Regions from separate parts of the Homo sapiens genome. Here all the other regions are linked to region 3. Evidence: chromatin loops called from intact Hi-C (ENCODE). Cell type or tissue: heart right ventricle. All regions are shown on one strand. Each heading gives the region's core, and the rest is flanking DNA. Links, peaks and the distances in the headings are about the cores only.

Region 1 (5,779 bases), core at 774-4,773, 60 kb before region 3:
TCTGCAGGAATTTTGGGCCGAATCAAAGGCTCTGCCTGAAAAGATTACTAACCAAACAAATGTTGGCTTGCCCAGGTTTAGCATGCAACGCCAATTTTAAGTCGTGCTCCTCAAGGTGCCAGCTGTGTTCCTGATGATTCTCCTCTATACTATACTCAGTAAAAGAGTACAGTAAGAATGTCACTACTGGGGCATATCTTGGCCTCAAAAATTCAGGTGAGTTAGGATGGAATGGAATTAATTCTTTTTTTTTCTTTTTCAAAATAAAGTTGAGGATCTAAAATTTTTCTGAATCACAGGAATTCTAATGGACATTCAGAAGAATGATTTGACCCAAGTTTTCCAAAGGAAACTAATGAATAATTTTTTAAAACATGAAGTAGAAACATAAAAAAATGAAAACATACATTTAACCTTTTTCTTTCATAGAAAACAAATCACAAAATTTGTTTCTCCTTCTTTCTCTCTTCTTGTTTGCTGCCTTACAAATGAAATGCCTCACACTGAGAAAATTAAACAGTTTTTAATGCTTGTTTCATTCCACTCAGTGACAAGGATGTTTGTTATTAACTATTAAATGCCTACTATAATGCAGACAGTATACTATCCAAGTGTTTCATATATATTACTGCTAATCACTAATTATCCCAATGATCTTATGCATTTTACAGACTAAGGAATTTTCATTTTATTTTGATTTTATAGACTAAGGAATTGAGAGTCAAATAAATTAAGTAACTTGACCAAGGTCACACAGGTTCTACTGCAGAATCCACACTCCTTTCACATAATGATAGTTAAGTGGGAAAATCTCTGTTAATCAACTGGTCTTGGTGATTGATTTTTCTTGCAAGCAGAAACAATGAAAGGCTCTTCTGGGTCCCTTCACTATAGCCCTCTGGACAAACTCCAGACAAAGCCTGCTGGAACTCCAGAGAAAGCATGGAGCTCCCACTAATAAAAGGGCATGTCTTCCAGAGGCTATTTTCTTTGCCATAGAAAGCATAGCATTATGAAATAGTTCAAAATGGCAAAATAAAGCGCAAACAGATTTAATCTTACAGGCAAAAAGTCAAACAGAGTAAGAAGACAGGTGACACAGGTAACAAGGACAACTCTTTAGACTTCTGCCACTCAAAATACAGTCCACGAACTAGCAGCATTGGTAATACCTGCGAGCTTGTTAGAAATGCAGTGTCTCAGGCCCCACTCCAGATTTAGAATCAGTCCATGCTTTAGTATGTATATGAAAATTTGAGAAGCAATAATTTTAATTATAATTAAGTCACTAGTGACTAAATGACGGCCAAAACTGGTCTAAAGAGCTAGAAATTAGCCTATAGCCAACAAAGCTTCCAGAAACAAGATATTCTAATGCATTTCCCTCATTTGATTAATACTGTAAATTGTGAATTCACTTGCTAAGAGCCCTTTTGAAGCAAACTTGGAAGTCAGTATTCTATTATTTCAGTTCTACCTGGTAAGAACTTAGTTTCATTTGCACCTTTCACTCACTCACTCATAGCTTCCACCCAAGTACAAGCAAAGCAGCAGCACATGTTTAGTAGAGTTTTACCTTAGAGTAATCAGAGCCAAGATATGTTTTGTGGGGATAAAATGCATTTGTAAGCAAGAGCTGTCTTCATCAAAATTCAAGGTTTTCCACATGATTTAACTATCATAGCAAGCAATCTGGATATTACCCCACAAAACACATTTGTGTGTGTGTCGACAGTAGTCTCTAATACTGTGGCTAGTGGAAAGGAGTTATGGATTATTTTGTCAAGACAAAAGGTCTTGTAAAAATAACTTACTTCTCTTAAATAGCAAGCCAATACTCAAACTATTAGACTAGTGGGAAGAATGGTAATGCATTTGACCATAGAGAGAATACTTAATTAAATCTGCTAAGTGATTGATGATACTACCACTGTCCTGTTATATAAACTAAAACATCAAATCACTGTTGGATCCCTCTCTTCACTGAAAACAGTAGCTCTGCCAGATAGTTAAAAACAATTTCTGGAAATATCTGACCAGATGATGAGTTAATTTTGAAGGAAACCAATAGCCTCATTTGAGAGATTTTTTTTTTTTTTTTTTTTTTTACTTATTTATTGCTTACATCTGTTAGGTTTAGAAAACACTCATATGGAACAACAATGAAGACTGCTGTCAAAATCTGTCCCTTTGGTTATATTTTAAGAGAATCCTCTTTTAAACAAATTTTATTCATTTTCTTACTTTTTTGGACAGGGTTATTCTTTATCTCTCATAATAATTTAAAATATCTGAATCAAAATCCTCAAAATGTTTACAAAATAAGTAGTAGTTTTTTTTTTTCTACTTTAAGAATCTAACCAAAGGAAAACAAATTCAGACCAAAAGACTGAGATATTTTCTGGTTTCTAATTAGACTCTTCTACTTTATAACCTTGTAAACTAACATTCTTAACATTCCATAACAAAAAGGGCTGAAAAAAGGTTGGTTCACACAGATACTATCATAATGCAGGAAAAGGATTTGTGTTAGAATTCAATGTTCACATTAAATAAAATTTTCTTAATTATCTGGTTTTTACTAATACACTGTTCTTTTGTCTGATGGTGCCTTTCTTTCTGTGCTTTCTTTTCTCTTGCACTGACTGTCAACCTTGCTTAGAAGAGGGCTGATTTGTCTCTGACTTATCAGATGGTTAAAGTCTGCCTTATTTGAGTAAGCTCTTTAAAAATGCTGTTTTAGAAAGGTCAATTAGTTCTAAACAAAGATATTCAGTTCAGTAAGCAACTCCTATAGAGACACTTCCTACAGAGATAAGCCAATATTTCCTGTTGTGCTCTAGTGTACAAAGGGGCAAAGGAAGCTGTAAGTGAATGCACACTGTATCAGCTGGAGTCCCCAGAATTTATAATTTCTCACAGCACTTACGGGAGATTTCCACTGAGCTCCTACACCAGCATTTTCTAGAATTTTGCTGAATTATTTCATTTGTATGGAGAGAGGTGTTTCAAAATACATCCAATCTATCATGAAATCTGGATGATTTTTTTTCTCTGTGGTGATTTTTGGTTTTGCCCATCTCTTTCCATTTCCACAGCTGCACCTTTCACGTCTAGTTTGTTCTGGTGGTCTCCTATCTAATGTCTTTGCCTCTAGGTCCTCCCACTCCATCCATATGCAATCACAAATACAATGTTCCTCAATTAATTTCATCATGTGACTTGCTTGTTCAAAAATTTTAAGTAGCTCCCTATTTTTCAGCATATCAAACCCACATTTCTTAGCTTAGGTTTCAAAATCCTCCACATTTCAAATCAATGGTTATTTTGCAGAGAAGAAAACGGAGGCACTTTGAAGTAACTTGCCCAGGGTTACATAGTTAGAGGAATTGAGATCTCAGCTCAGGCAATCTCATTTCAGAGTTTAGGCTTTCAAGTATCACACTACATTATTCCTGTTAAGAGTCTGGTGTGTAACTGTTATGTTGCAATTGCATTGTATTTGTCTCCAGATATTTCCCCAACCACATTATTCTGAGACAGTACATTTCATTTGTATGTTCACACAAAACCTATATATAGCAGACAATTTATTTCATTAACTGGTGCTATACTAGAATAGTTTTTCAGATAAACCATAATGCCAAGCTTGCAACTGCTTGGAGTCAAAGATCGATAAAGATATAGGTGGTTAAAACTGTTTCCATCTATTTATATCCTCATCTGCTGCAGTTTCTGCTTAAAAATAGTTGTGACATGAAATTTTCCTATAAGGTGTTCTGGTCCAGAAGTAAGCAATGGTGAAATCTGAGCAAGACTTTCTACAGATGTGTGTGTGTGTGTGTGTGTGTGTGTGTGTATAATTTATATATATATATATATATATATATATATATGACAATTCTAGAAAGAAGTAGAAAGGGTACACCAAGCATGAAGTTATGTAATCTCTAACACTCGTAATGTTTACATTTGAAATAGTTAATATACTCTCTGTTTTTCAATATATGACGAAACACACAGTCATAAAGAAATGGCCCCTTCACTGAGAAGATATTGTGAATGTGTATTTCATAAGAGAATGCAGCTAGCCATAGTCTTGTTAAATGCTAGGCAAAGTTCATGTAAATGAAATGTTTATGCTGAGCATTACGCTCTAAGTATTTAATCGATCCTTAACCAAGAAAAAAAAATCAATGCTTTCTTTTTAATTCTGTCAGTCACAGCAACTGAAAATAAAGGGATATATATATATATATATATATATATATATATATATATATATATTACACACACATACACACATATATATGTGTGTAATGTAATACAGACAGGAAAGACCATTACCAGGAAACAGAACAATAGTTCTCTTTTCTCTTGTGGCTTTTTGCATTACATTATCAGTTAAACATTCTAAAGATATTTCAAGAAAAAAAAAAAACCCTGTCTTTGATATTTGATCTGAGATGTTTGAAAAGAAAATCTGAAACATTATCATTTACAAATCCAGACACTGACAACATAAACATATAAAGATGAAGTTGCCATGATAACGAATTAGGTATTCATATGTTTCACTGACAAAAATCCATTGTTCTATGGTTTTGCAACTAGTAAGTTTATGTCCCAAGTTCATGATATACCAGTATATCTGTTCTTAACATAAGACAATGAATAACTTTGTAACAGGGTCCAGAAATAATTAGCCACTCCAGAGAGTGTTGTGGAATTTGAAAACCGAGATGCCATGTATTTTCTCTGACACTATTTTCTGAATAGTCCAAATAAAAACTTGGAGGAAAGTTCAAAGCCCAAAATAAATCTGTCTCACGAAAAGATAGCTTGAGAAGTTCTGCATACTCTTCTGGATGCAGAAAAGAGCTACTGTGAGAAACACCTCACTCTTCATAAGTCAAGATGAAAACTGAGGATAATGTCATGCTACCAGAATAACAATAGTTACCACTTAACATATGCCAGGCACTTTTTATCTACTGTTTCCTTTAATCCCTCTACTTCCTTATAACGTATTACCACCCCTATTTTATAGACAAGGAAACTGAAGTTCAGAGAGATTTCGTGATTTGCTCATAGACCTAGGACTGGATCATACACTTAGATCATGGTATGTCTGAACTCTGGACTTAGATCTATCTAGCTCCAGAGTCTACAATTCTATTTTACTATATGGCAGTTGTCCTCAACCTTTAGTGCCTGTCACAATCATCTGTAATCTTTATTAAAATACAGATGCATGAGTTGCATTCCCATAGATCCTAAGCCAGCAGGTCTGAGAGGGGGCTCAAACATCTGAAACAGTTCAGGTACTTCTGATGTATATCAAAGGAAGAGAACTTGTATTTATTACTAGACTGGAAAAACAAAAATGGCAATCTAGAATAAGTTTATCATTTTGTAATTACTTGTTTTTCAGCAAATTTACCATTCTTATTACATATTTTGTAGGCATCCATTAAATCATCCCATTTTCTAATACATGATATCCCTAAACAAATAAGGGGGGTGGAGTAGTATAAGTAACACAGAGGCACATTGACTATAGTAGGAAGATCAAACAGGGGCTGATGGTTTTCTACCCATAATATGAAAATGAACAACATACAGACAGGAAAAGTAGAAGTAAGAGCAATATTGCTCTAATATATTAATATAGCACATACTTAGGATTAGACCAAGAAGAATAAAACCAAATAAATATACAGAAAACAACAATTTAGAAGAGTTCTGGGCTTAATCTTCAGAAGTTTACAATTTATAG
Region 2 (5,779 bases), core at 1,014-5,013, 50 kb after region 3:
GTCTCTACTAAAAATACGCCACTGCATTCCAGCCTGGGTGACACAGCAAGACTCCATCTCAAAAAAATATAAAAATAAATTTAAAAATAAGTTGCTTTAGAGAATAGCTAGTAATATAAGCTTACATTTCTCCTCACTAACAATGCATATGTGAGTCCTTTTTTGACAAAACACAAAAAGTTGATTTTTTTCCCCCTGAAACTAAACAGGAATACCTGGTCACCATATATTTTTTGTTTGTTGAAAAATTTTTTGGCCGGGTGCGGTGGCTCACACCTGTAATCCTAGCACTTTGGGAGGCTGAGAGGGGCAGATCACGAGGTCAGGAGATTGAGATCATCCTGGCTAACACGGTGAAACCTCATCTGTACTAAAAATACAAAAAAATTAGCCAGGTGTGGTGGCGGGTGCCTGTAGTCCCAGCTACTCGGGAGGCTGAGGCAGAAGAATGGCATGAACCCGGGAGGCGGAGGTTGCAGTGAGCCAAGATTGCACCACTGCACTCCAGGCTGGGCAACAGAGCAAGACTGAGTCTCAAAAAATAAATAAATAAATAATAGGAAAGTTAGAGGAAAATATAAATTTTATTAGTTAATGGACAGTGGTTGTTTCCAAGCACCCTGTCCCATGGTGGCATTATCATTTTTAAAAGCTTTACCAATCTGGTAGATTTTAAAAGGTACTTCATTTTTTTTTAACGGTACCTTATTATTTTCCATTTCTTTGTTTACTAATGAGTTTGAGGATGCTTTCCCACATTTATCAGTAGATTTTAAAAGGCACTTCATTTTTTTTAATGGTACCTTATTGTTTTATTATCCATTTCTTTGTTTACTAATGAGATTGATGATGCTTTCCCACATTTATTGGTTGATTTTGTTTTCCATGACAAACTGCCCTATTCATGACTGCTCCTTTTCCTATTCAGGCATTCATTTCTTATTGACTTATAAGTGCTCTTCATACATTAAAGGTGTTAAATTTTTATCACATGGCATAAATATTCCTTCATATTTGACATTTGCCTTTCAATTTTGTTGATGGTATTTGATACATAATTTTTTGTGCAACTAAAACACTTTATTTATTTATTTATTTATTTATAGCAAAGAGGTCTCACTTTATTGCTCAGGCTGGTCTTGAACTCCTAGGCTCAAGCCATCCTCCTTTCTCAGCCTCCTAAAGTGCTGGGATTACAGGCACGAGCCACTGTGCCGGATTCAATCACTTTTTGTGTGTTATTATTTGTTTAATTTTGCATTTAGAAGAGCACTTCTATATACAACCAACATGCTATCAAGTTAGAAACCAATGGTGGTTTTGTGGTTTCTAACTGAGTAGAAGTCTGGGTATTTTTTCTTCTTTTTGCTTGTATATTTCTTTTCTCTAACAACTATATAAGCTTATCTAAGAATAAATATTTTCTTAAACATTAAAAATAGAAAATAATTTCTCCACTACTTGATTATATATTTACACACACACATTTCCTTATGTTTTTATTCTATTTTAAAATGTTTTCATTATTTTAACCATCTGAAATCTTAGCTCATGGCATGAAGTACAACTCTAGTTTTATATTCTTGTGATAATTTTAAGTCAATATTCTTACCACTTTTGTTTACTAATTCATTCTCCTAATGAATTGAAATGGCTTCACTATCATACATTAATCTGTATTATTTTAGGACTCTACCTTGTTCCATTCTTAGTCAATATCATATGGTTTTAATCATTGCAGATTTATAAAAATCTTCTAATATATGGTGGTGCAATTCCAACTTCATAATGCTACTCCTTCAAAAATTTTCTTTTAAACTTATTCTACAACAATTTCAGACCAATTTTGTTAAATTTCCCTATTTCATCCCACTTCTGAATCAAAAATGTTAATTAGATTTTGATTAGAATTGCATCAAATTCATAGATTTGGGAAGAATTAATATAAGACTGAGTCCTGCTTATTAGAAACATGTTTAATCTCTGTACTTATTCAACTCTCTTTATGTTATCCTGTAAGGTTTTTAAAAAATAATTTGTACTTGTTTTATCGTTTCTAAATACTTAAGAGATTTTTTTTCTCCATTGTAGTTTCCAACTAGGTATTCCTTGAATATTGAGAAAGTACTGACTTCAGTACATTTAGACGTAACTAACCACATAATTTTAGTTCAAATAGGCTTTCAGGTAATTTTCCTAGATTTTCTGGTAGATCACTTGTGCATAATAGTAATGCTGTCTTCTCTTTTGAAATGACTGCCCAACCATGTAGTGTTTCTGGTCCTGACACCAGAAGGAAGGCCTTTTATTATTCCAGGAAGAAGAAATATTTTCCAGATGAAGGTCTCCCATCTTGCCAGGCTTCTACTTGTACCTGCTTATCCTTGTTTCCGAGAAGTAGAGGAGATTTAGTCAGATTTATTCAGCATCTCTTCCACTCACGACCCAGGCAGTTTGCTCTTTCATGCGAGAATTTATGGGTTGGTTCTCTATACCTCCATCAACTCGGTTCCTTTCATATTGTCTCTAGCATAAATGCCTACAATTACGAAAAGTCCAGCAGGAAATATTTTCATATTTTTATTTGTATTACTTTTGGATCAGCATCATTTCCATCTATTTTTTTAACAATGTGTGTGCTACATCTCTCTCTTTCTGATATTCTTGCTGTTTGTACAATACATTTTATCTCCTGACCTGTCTTCCTTTTGTCTTATTTTGTCATTTTGATTTATTTTTGTAGTGTCTAATTTGCTATTCACTGCATCCAGAGATTTTAATTTGGCAACTGTATTTTCATGCCTTCAGAATCCTGTCAGATTGCTTCCTTTTTATTACTGATATCCAGCTTCCCCAGGTTTAATGACTAAACCTTTTTGAGAACACAAATCTCAACAGATTGCTAGTTGAGCTATCCAGCAATCTGAACAGGGTTTGAGGCAGGAGGGTTGGTAGCTGGGAACTTAGTGACTAGGCCACCTATGTGGACAGGTTTCTTCTAGGGAGGTGCTATAAGCAAACTCTAGATCTATAAACAGTGTTCACAAATGCTTCTGGTCAAAGAGCCAAGAGAGGGATTTAAACACTGTGCTTTGTAGGAACATGCATTAAGTTTACTGTCCCTCCCAACTTAAGAGTCCTCTCTCAGAAAGATTCTCCTTCAGGGGCTCCTCCTCAATTACTTCTTTCATTCCAGGACCATAAGCAATGCTGCCTAACAAAGATTATTCTGGGTTTTCTGGCATGAGTGGCATTAAGCTCTAGCTTCTAATACACATGCAGTGTTTTTCCCATTCATCTATGTATCTAGTGGTCTTTTTAATGGAAATTTAGATGGGTGAAGATAGGAAACTTTTTTTTCTGCTATTTTGCCCAATACTGTTGTCTGTATTCTTATCACTATACATCACGTTGATGCTTACTACTTTGTTTCAAGAGACAGGGTCTGGCTTGTTGCCCAGGTTGGATCACAGTGACATGATCATAGCTCACTGCAGCCATGAAGTCTGGGCTTAAGCGAACCGCCTGACACAGCCTCCTGAGTATCTAGGACTACAGGCGTGCACTACCACATGCAGCTAATTTTTTGCTGCTGTTGTAAAGACAGGGTCTTGCCCAGGCTGACCCATGTTGCCCAGGCTGGTCTCAAACTACTGACCTCAAATAATCCTCCCACTTCAGCCTCCCAAAGTGCTCAGATTACAGGTGTGAGTCACTGTACACAGCCCTCTCACTACTTTTAATTAATCCATGCTTCTAGGTAATGGTTTCCAATCTCCATTTTACCAATTCAAAGAGACTTGACAACATGCCATCCTTCCCACCCCAATCATTGCACTTCAGGAAACAAATGCCACAATAAGAACACCTATCTCTTTCTGGGAAATCTTTTACCAGGTTAGGTATAATGATGGACTAGTAGGACTCCAAATGGTCAGAGTTAATAGACCCAGGTATCTCTGTGTCTTAATTTTTGAAGGTAAGATAACAAGAATAACAGTGCCATTAAAAGACTGCTATGAAAGACTAAACAGTGAGTGCCAACTTCTCTGAGATGAAGCAAAGGGGTCTCTCCAAAAGACAGATGAGCACAAGACCTGCACCTACTTGTTCTACAACCACAGAGCTTCAGGGGCAGAGAATCAGCCTCATTCATGTTTGCATTCCAAGAACCACAATGGGCACAAAGAATCTAATCATTTACATCTTGCAGAACTAAACTGTCCACATGGCTGGTAGGCAGAGTTACTTGCAACGAGGGCTCACCCTCATATTCTCTCACCAAAAAGCTCTCATTATAGAGACGTTTACTAGGAACCAAGGCAGCTTTTCCACTCAGGAGTCCCTTCTGAGTGAGGGGTTAATGGTAACCTACTTTGGTTTTATATTATTCACACATAAATAATTTGGCCGTTTGCTAATCATGTCTATAAAAGCAGCTCTTCAGTTGCTTGTTGCTTGTTGCCCACATGAAATATAGAGTCTGTGAATCCTCATGCACTGCTCAAAGCAGTAAAAACTATCTAGTCATCCTACAGAGCAATCTGGCAATACCTGGTGAACTTAATAATGGACATCCAACAACAGATCAATCACATTCTTGATTATATACCTCTATAAAATAAAATGAAGATTATCACTGCAACATTATTAATGGCACATGGAGTTGAATACACCCAAGTGCCATCAGAAAAATGTATAAATAAGACAAATACACAGTATACATGGATAAGAGTGTGTACATGATATAATACTGTATAGCAGTCAGAAGTAATGAACCAGAATTGCATATAGCAACAAAAATAGATTGTTTAAATATAGGGCTAAATGAAAAAAAAAAAGAATAAAATGGGATGTACAGACCAAGGCCATTTGTGAAAATTAATAACCTATATATATATGTACTAAACACTATATAATATTTTCCAAAGATATAGAAATATCCAAAGACATAAATTAACTAGATTATAGTAGGTGTTTATGGAGGAAACAGAATGAGTAAAGATAGGAAAAAGAGAAGACAACAAAGTAACCAATCAAGATGCGGGGCTAGCCCTCAAGATGCCAACAGTAAGAAGCATCATTATAACCTACCTGTGCCCATGAAGTTTGAGAAGCAGGTAGAGGAGTAAAAGAAGTCCAAATAAACTCAGCCAAGACAAGATAATACAGACATGAAAGCTCCACTAGGGAAAAAAAAAAGGTTCTAAGTATGCCAAGACAAGAAGTTTATTTTGAAAGGTGCCAGGAATGGTATTTCATTTATTTGAGAGGAGAAACCATCAGTGAATATTTATTTTAAAAATCAAGAAATAATCATTGAAGATTATAATAATGTAAAGTAACTACATGATCAAACTAAGAATTTGATGATTTCTCTGAAATTAATAGGTCTGTAACATCATCCAGAGATTAATCTGAATTCATCATCCTGACATACAAAGATCCTGAACACAAAATACCAAACAGAAGATAAGATGTAGTCTGGCAGAGATTCCACACCAACAGAATTTTTAACTTTCACTTACCTCAGAGATATGCTACAAAACCTTTACCATGGATTAATTCCCATGAATGAGATGAAATCTAAAACCATGGCATATGCAAAAAATTAACCCGGAAAAGTCATTTGTCAGTAACCCTTTATTATTATAGCACAGTTATGAACATAGTGTCACTAGAAGAAGAGCTGGGGAGACAAAATCTGGAACACATTTTATACTTGAGGAAGACAGAATGGAAAACGCTACTTTAGCGTTTCATGCAATAGAGCTAAGAA
Region 3 (5,779 bases), core at 786-4,785:
TAAAACTCTGAATCAACCCATTTAATTCTTTCAAATACAGCATGAAGAAATAAAACGAAGCCCTGAGCTATATCTAATCATTTAATTGCTAAGCAGCAATACACTTACAAAAGAAAAAACCAATCAATATTTCCATATAATTCTATCACCATGTTAAACTTTAAAATAACTTGGTCAAGAAGGAAGCTATAAATCAAATTTATTTCCTGTGTGTTTAGATCACACACCCAAATATACACATACATACATATACACACAAATCAACAGCTCCATATTTCCCTTATTGCCATCCTGAGGTTTACTGAATATGACATCAAAGAGTTCCTCGAATTTCCATACATCTAAGAACTTATCTCATTTTTAGAAAATATCCTGGCACAGAAAGCAGACTACATAGAAATAAATCTACATTAAAACTAAATAATCAATGGCTAGGAAAAACACTTAATTTAATGCTAACGAATTTGTCAACATGACTCATTAAAAAAAATTTACTGTTTCAGCAATTTCTTTATTGAAATAGTTTAAAAAGTTAAAAGGCTTTGTGTATTAAAACCATGCCTTCTGAATCACAAGGCCATCCACGTGTACAAAGGGAATGCTTTAATAAGAATGGGACACCAGCCTGGAAGCCTGGCTTGCTTGCAGTTGACTCTAGATCAGGAATTCTTTAAGCCTAAAGCCAAACAAGAGAAACTCACAAATCACAGGAAAAAGCCCAGTCATCTTGAAAAATTCCAAACCCTCAGTTAAATGTCATAACTTTTTTATGAACACTAAATCACAATGGGCCAATGAGAAACTAACAGTAGTCCTTAAAATGACTACAGTCTGGGTTAGCAAGACACAATCATATTATAATAGGTAAAATTTAATGAAACTGTGTTAGGAGTTTGAAGTTTCCAGGAAACTAGCTCCTGAGTTATCTCAAAACAAAAACCAAAAAATTAATTACTATGAAGGGTCCTCTTCATCTTTTCCTTTAAGGCACCATTAAAAAGTGGCTGTAAAAAAAACCTTTGCATATGTTTTGAAGTCATACATAGAGCTGAGAATTAAAAACTAGCTCTATTCAAGTCTGTATCAAATATCATTTTGAATTCCATGGATCTGTGATGGCATGAAAATGGGTACGCAATAAGAGGTGGAGCTCTGTAGGGCAGGGCATCAGGAAAGAACATCAGCAGCTGGGCAAGAGAATCTTATAATGGACTCTTAAGAAAAACAGACTTCAGAAAGGACATAATACATTTTTCTTCTCTAAAATAAGTCAAATCTCAAAATGTTGCTTTCAAATTTTGTTGTATATCAACTCCATCCTTTGCTGTTTTCCTTATTTGATTAGAACCATCTGGGAGATCCTCCTTTCTTTTATTAGTTCTACAGAAAACATGCAGTTAATCATCTTAAAAAACACTTTTTAATATAGAACAACTGGAGATTGTATTAATGATCAAATTTTCATATCTGCAGAGAAAGCACCATCATACCATGTGGTCTAGAAAGTCAGTTTCTTTTAAAGGAAAGACAATTTAGAAAAAAAAATTGTACAAGAAAAACTGCTCATACCCACATACTAGTTTTAAAATTATTTTCTTTCCAATTAAAAAAATACTAAAAAGTTACACAGTTGTAGCTCTACAACTACAAAGTGGAAATAAAAAAGAAAACCCACTTCAATAAAGGCAATGAAATAATTAATTTTACGTACAGCTTAGCTTCCCATGCTTATTTATTCATTTTCAAAGTATCCTTTTAAATTAACTGAAATTTTCCTTAGCTCACCTACAATTTATGAATACTTTATTATAAAGTATGATTTCTCTTTGCATTAGTCAGGATAACGTATGTGGTTGATAAACACAAGGATATTAAAAGTCAATTATGCTTATTCTTAATCCAGGAATAAATGAAAACCAAAATTAAATCAACTCATAGACCTTATTACTTGCCACTTCCTTACCTCTTTGTTACTGTTATTTATATAGCTGTAGTCATTACTACTTTCATATTAGAAAATGTTTGTTTCTCCTTCTTGGATTTTTTCATAAATCATTGAATTCTCACTTTCTCACAAAATGGTACTTCATTGAAGGATGTAATTAGTCTCACTAAAGCAAGAAAACATGATAAACTTGGTTGAGAGTCACAGAGTCACTTAGTCTAGCCCAGCTATATGACCAATTCAATCTGGTCATGTAAACAATGAAGAGAATGATATTTAACCCACAAGAGTATGGTGATGAGGCTCACATGAGATTAATGTATGTAAAGAGCAAAGAGCTTTGAAATGTTTACAGTGCCATACAAATGCGAAGGTCTCAGTCTCACCATCTTCACATGGCAGGATTCAATGAAGTGATCTCTAAAGACTTATCTCGCAACCAAAAATTCTTAGCTATTCACATGTGAAGCACATTTTAAAAATCTACTGATAGGATAACTGTATTACTGTAAGGGACTTATGGAACAATGAAGTCAATCTTCTCACCTTACAAAATGTATGAAAACAGGTTAAGATACTTGTAGAGCACATGAGTCAGTAGGAAAGCTGGGAATTGAAAGAACCCAGATCTGAGCCCCACCTCAAAGTCCTTTCTATCATATGTTGCTGTTCACTATTCTGTGAATTTAAAATCTCTCTTCACCATAGGATCATGTAACCTAAATTACTTTTTCAAACTGGTTACAATGAAAAGCTTGTTAAGATGGAAATATTATTTTGGTGAGGCGATTTAACTGCTAATAGTTGAATTAAGAATGCTTACAAATGACACTAATAGCAAAAGGAGCTCAGACTAAATTGTCCAGCTATTTGTTTGGTTTGTGTAATATTAAATTTTAAGTCAGCTGGGTGTGGTGGCTCAAGTCTGTAATCCCAGTACTTTGGGAGGCCGAGGTGGGCGGATTACAAGGTCAGGAGATCAAGACCATCCTGGCTAACACGGTGAAACCCCATCTTCTCTACTAAAACACACACACACACACACACACACACACACACACACACACAATTAGCCAGGTGTGGTGGCACGCACCTGTAGACCCAGCTGCTTGGGAGGCTGAGGCAGGAGAATTACTCGAACCCGGAAGGCAGAGGTTGCAGTGAGCCAAGATCACGCCACCGCACTCCAGCCTGGGCGACAGAGTGAGACTCGTCTCAAAAAAAAAAAAAAAAGTAAGTCAATAGACATGGGTTTACAAACCCTATCTAACCTTTCCCAATACACGGTTTTGAATCTGCTTTTGGTACTTACTAGCTATGTGATCTCGGACAATTTGCTTATTTCTTTGTTTTAAAGATTAGTATGTCACCTGGCTGTCGTGAATTAAATAAGTTAGTTCACGTTAAGTCCTTACGATAGTGTCTAGCACATAGTAAGTGCTTATAAACGTTAGTTCCCATCTCTAATCTTCCAAACTTTTGAGGAATAGAGAATACTCTCCCCCTTTTTACTTCATCAGAAAGTAAATGAAATAAATTCCTTAAATGAAAGTAAATTCCTTATATGAAATACATATGTCCTCCACCCTCTACTTCAATAATCAGCAGTTGCACAACAACTAAACCTAAATAAAATAGGGAACATTGTGACATAATGGAAGGCAAATACGGTTTGGAGTCAGCAGATATGAGTCTGAATCCCAACTTAACTCTTTAAGAGCTTCTGACCTCAAGCAATTTACCAAACCTCACAAAACTTTCCATGTTAAAATGAGATTGCTATCTAGCTGTTTATAATTTTGTCTTTCATATTCATAGTTAAGTTGCTAATCATTTGATATCCCCTATGTCATTTTTTTTTATTGCATCTATTTGATTCTTCTCTCTTTTCTTCATTAGTCTGGCTAGCGGTCTATTTTGCTGATCTTTTCAAAAAAACAGCTCCTGCATTCATTGATTTTTTGAAGGGTTTTTCGTGTCTCTGCCTCCTTCAGTTCTGCTCTGATCTTAGTTATTTCTTGTCTTCTGCTAGCTTTTGAATTTGTTTGTTATTGCTTCTCTAGTTCTTTTAATTTCGATGTTAGAGTGTTGATTTTAGATCTTTCCTGCTTTCTCTTGTGGGCATCTAGTGCTATAAATTTCCCTCTATACACTGCTTTAAATGTGTCCCAGAGATTCTGGTATGTTGTATCTTTGTTCTCAAAGACCATTTGGTTTCAAAGAACATCTTTATTTCTGCCTTCATTTCGTTATTTACCCAGTAGTCATTCAGGAGCAGGCTGTTCAGTTTCCATTTGGTTGTGCGGTTTTGAGTGAGTTTCTTAATCCTGAGTTCTAATTTGATTGCACTGTGGTCTCAGAGACTGTTATGATTTCTGTTCTTTTGCATTAGTTGCAAATAGTTTGAAAAGAGCATGTCTTATTCACCTTTATCTCCTCCATACTACTATGGCAAGGTTTAAAATTATTAGATTTTTGCTGAAATAAGACAGGAGATTAATAAAAGAGATTTAAGACCAGAATAAACATGTTACATTATGGAAAGAAAAAGTACAAACCTGGTTTAATTGGCTCCAACTCTGGGCATTATGTTGTTGCTTCCTTTTCTTTCCTTACAAATGGATCTCAAGTATTCTTTTCCTATTAGAAGATGCAAAGTGGGGAAGATATATTAATAAAGGGCATTTGAATCACTCTTTAAAACTGAGCATTCTTTAATTCACCATAAAGCAGAATCAAACTCTTACTTATTCTATTTGATGAACTTATTTTTAAGCTATAAAATCACTAAGAGGTGTTTTAATTGGTTAATACAACAGAAACATTATAGGCTTAAGTAGCCAAAAAGTAAACATATATTATAGTGCATTAAAATAAATTTGTTCCTTACTTCAAAAAATTACTTTCAAAGAATAGCAGTACCTCTGCTAAAGATAACTTCACTATTCAGGGGTTGCATGAAACAGTGTAGTTTATTATAATACATTACACAAAAATACTTCTGGTTCCTACAGTTCTTAACCTTTTGGGTGGAAGGTGAGTGGTGAGTTATATAAAACTTTGATAATCCAAAAGAAGCTATAAATTGCATCTTCATAAAAATGTGTACATATGCATCATATCTTGCATATAATTTTAGTTGAGTCATGAAACCCAGTCATGTACCCTGTAGATCTCTAAAACCTGTTGGCAGACTCTGTTCTTGAGTTTCTAAAAATGAACAGACTTAAGAAAATGAAGAAATAGTGACCCAGAGAGATGAAAAAGATTAAAAGGGCCACACTGTACTCAGGAAGAGAAGGATGTTCAACTACCATATTAATCCACATAAGACTGACCATGCAAAATTTACAGTAAATCAGTGCCTTCGGGTCAGAGTAATTCTTAAAACAAAACCAGAATAGGAGACTTCATGGTGCCTAGCACATAGCAGCTCATGAAATGATACGAATTAAAAAATATTTGTCAAGTAATGAAAATGGATAAAATATAAAAACGCAATTTCCAAGTAAATGAAATGTTTTCCAGCTGACCAAATAAGTGGCAAACTTAAACGTTTATTATCTACTACATAACATTATATAATATCCTACTATTCAAGAATGCTTAAATTGTGATTCAAAAAGGATAAAGTTGTCCTCCTTTTAATAGTAATTAGGCAAAGACATAGAACTTCTTCCTTCCCAGTTTCCTTTTTGGGTTCCTCTTTTTCCCTTTCCTCCTAGGGTTCAGTGTTTTGCCCACTTCACACTCTACTCACATTTTCTGTATTCCTCCAGGACTGGGAGGAACTCAAATGAAAACCCTGAATCCTAACCTTTCACCTGAGCCTCA

What was found. Peaks named below come from ENCODE experiments on the same cell type or tissue, not always from the same donor. Only the 100,000 strongest peaks of a DNase experiment are listed, where the experiment ranks them.
Region 1: it touches region 3 in a loop (4-fold over the local background); 1 of 110 quality-filtered maps calls a loop at or near these places.
Region 2: a loop joins it to region 3, with 1.8 times the contacts of the local background. A loop is called at or near these places in 1 of 110 quality-filtered maps.

The regions. Positions count from the first base shown.
Region 1 is chr15:77,221,802-77,227,580 of GRCh38, forward strand. All of the region lies in intron 6 of PEAK1 (pseudopodium enriched atypical kinase 1), which reads right to left. LINC00597 (long intergenic non-protein coding RNA 597) reads right to left here and starts at 3,603. Exons shown (of 1, transcript NR_026813.1): 1 at 2,092-3,603. In heart right ventricle, for the core only: no CTCF peak of the experiment used is centred there; no DNase peak of the experiment used is centred there; H3K27ac peaks cover 1,751 bases.
Region 2 is chr15:77,332,064-77,337,842 of GRCh38, forward strand. All of the region lies in intron 2 of PEAK1 (pseudopodium enriched atypical kinase 1), which reads right to left. Among named protein-coding and RNA genes, the nearest start is that of PEAK1, 85 kb to the right of the region's middle. In heart right ventricle, for the core only: no CTCF peak of the experiment used is centred there; a DNase peak (open chromatin) is centred at 3,478; H3K27ac peaks cover 1,424 bases.
Region 3 is chr15:77,281,920-77,287,698 of GRCh38, forward strand. PEAK1 (pseudopodium enriched atypical kinase 1) reads right to left here. Exons shown (of 10, transcript NM_001385026.1): 3 at 4,504-4,585; 4 at 3,039-3,136; 5 at 1,964-2,111. Among named protein-coding and RNA genes, the nearest start is that of LINC00597, 59 kb to the left of the region's middle. RefSeq lists an enhancer at 296-894. In heart right ventricle, for the core only: no CTCF peak of the experiment used is centred there; no DNase peak of the experiment used is centred there; H3K27ac peaks cover 733 bases.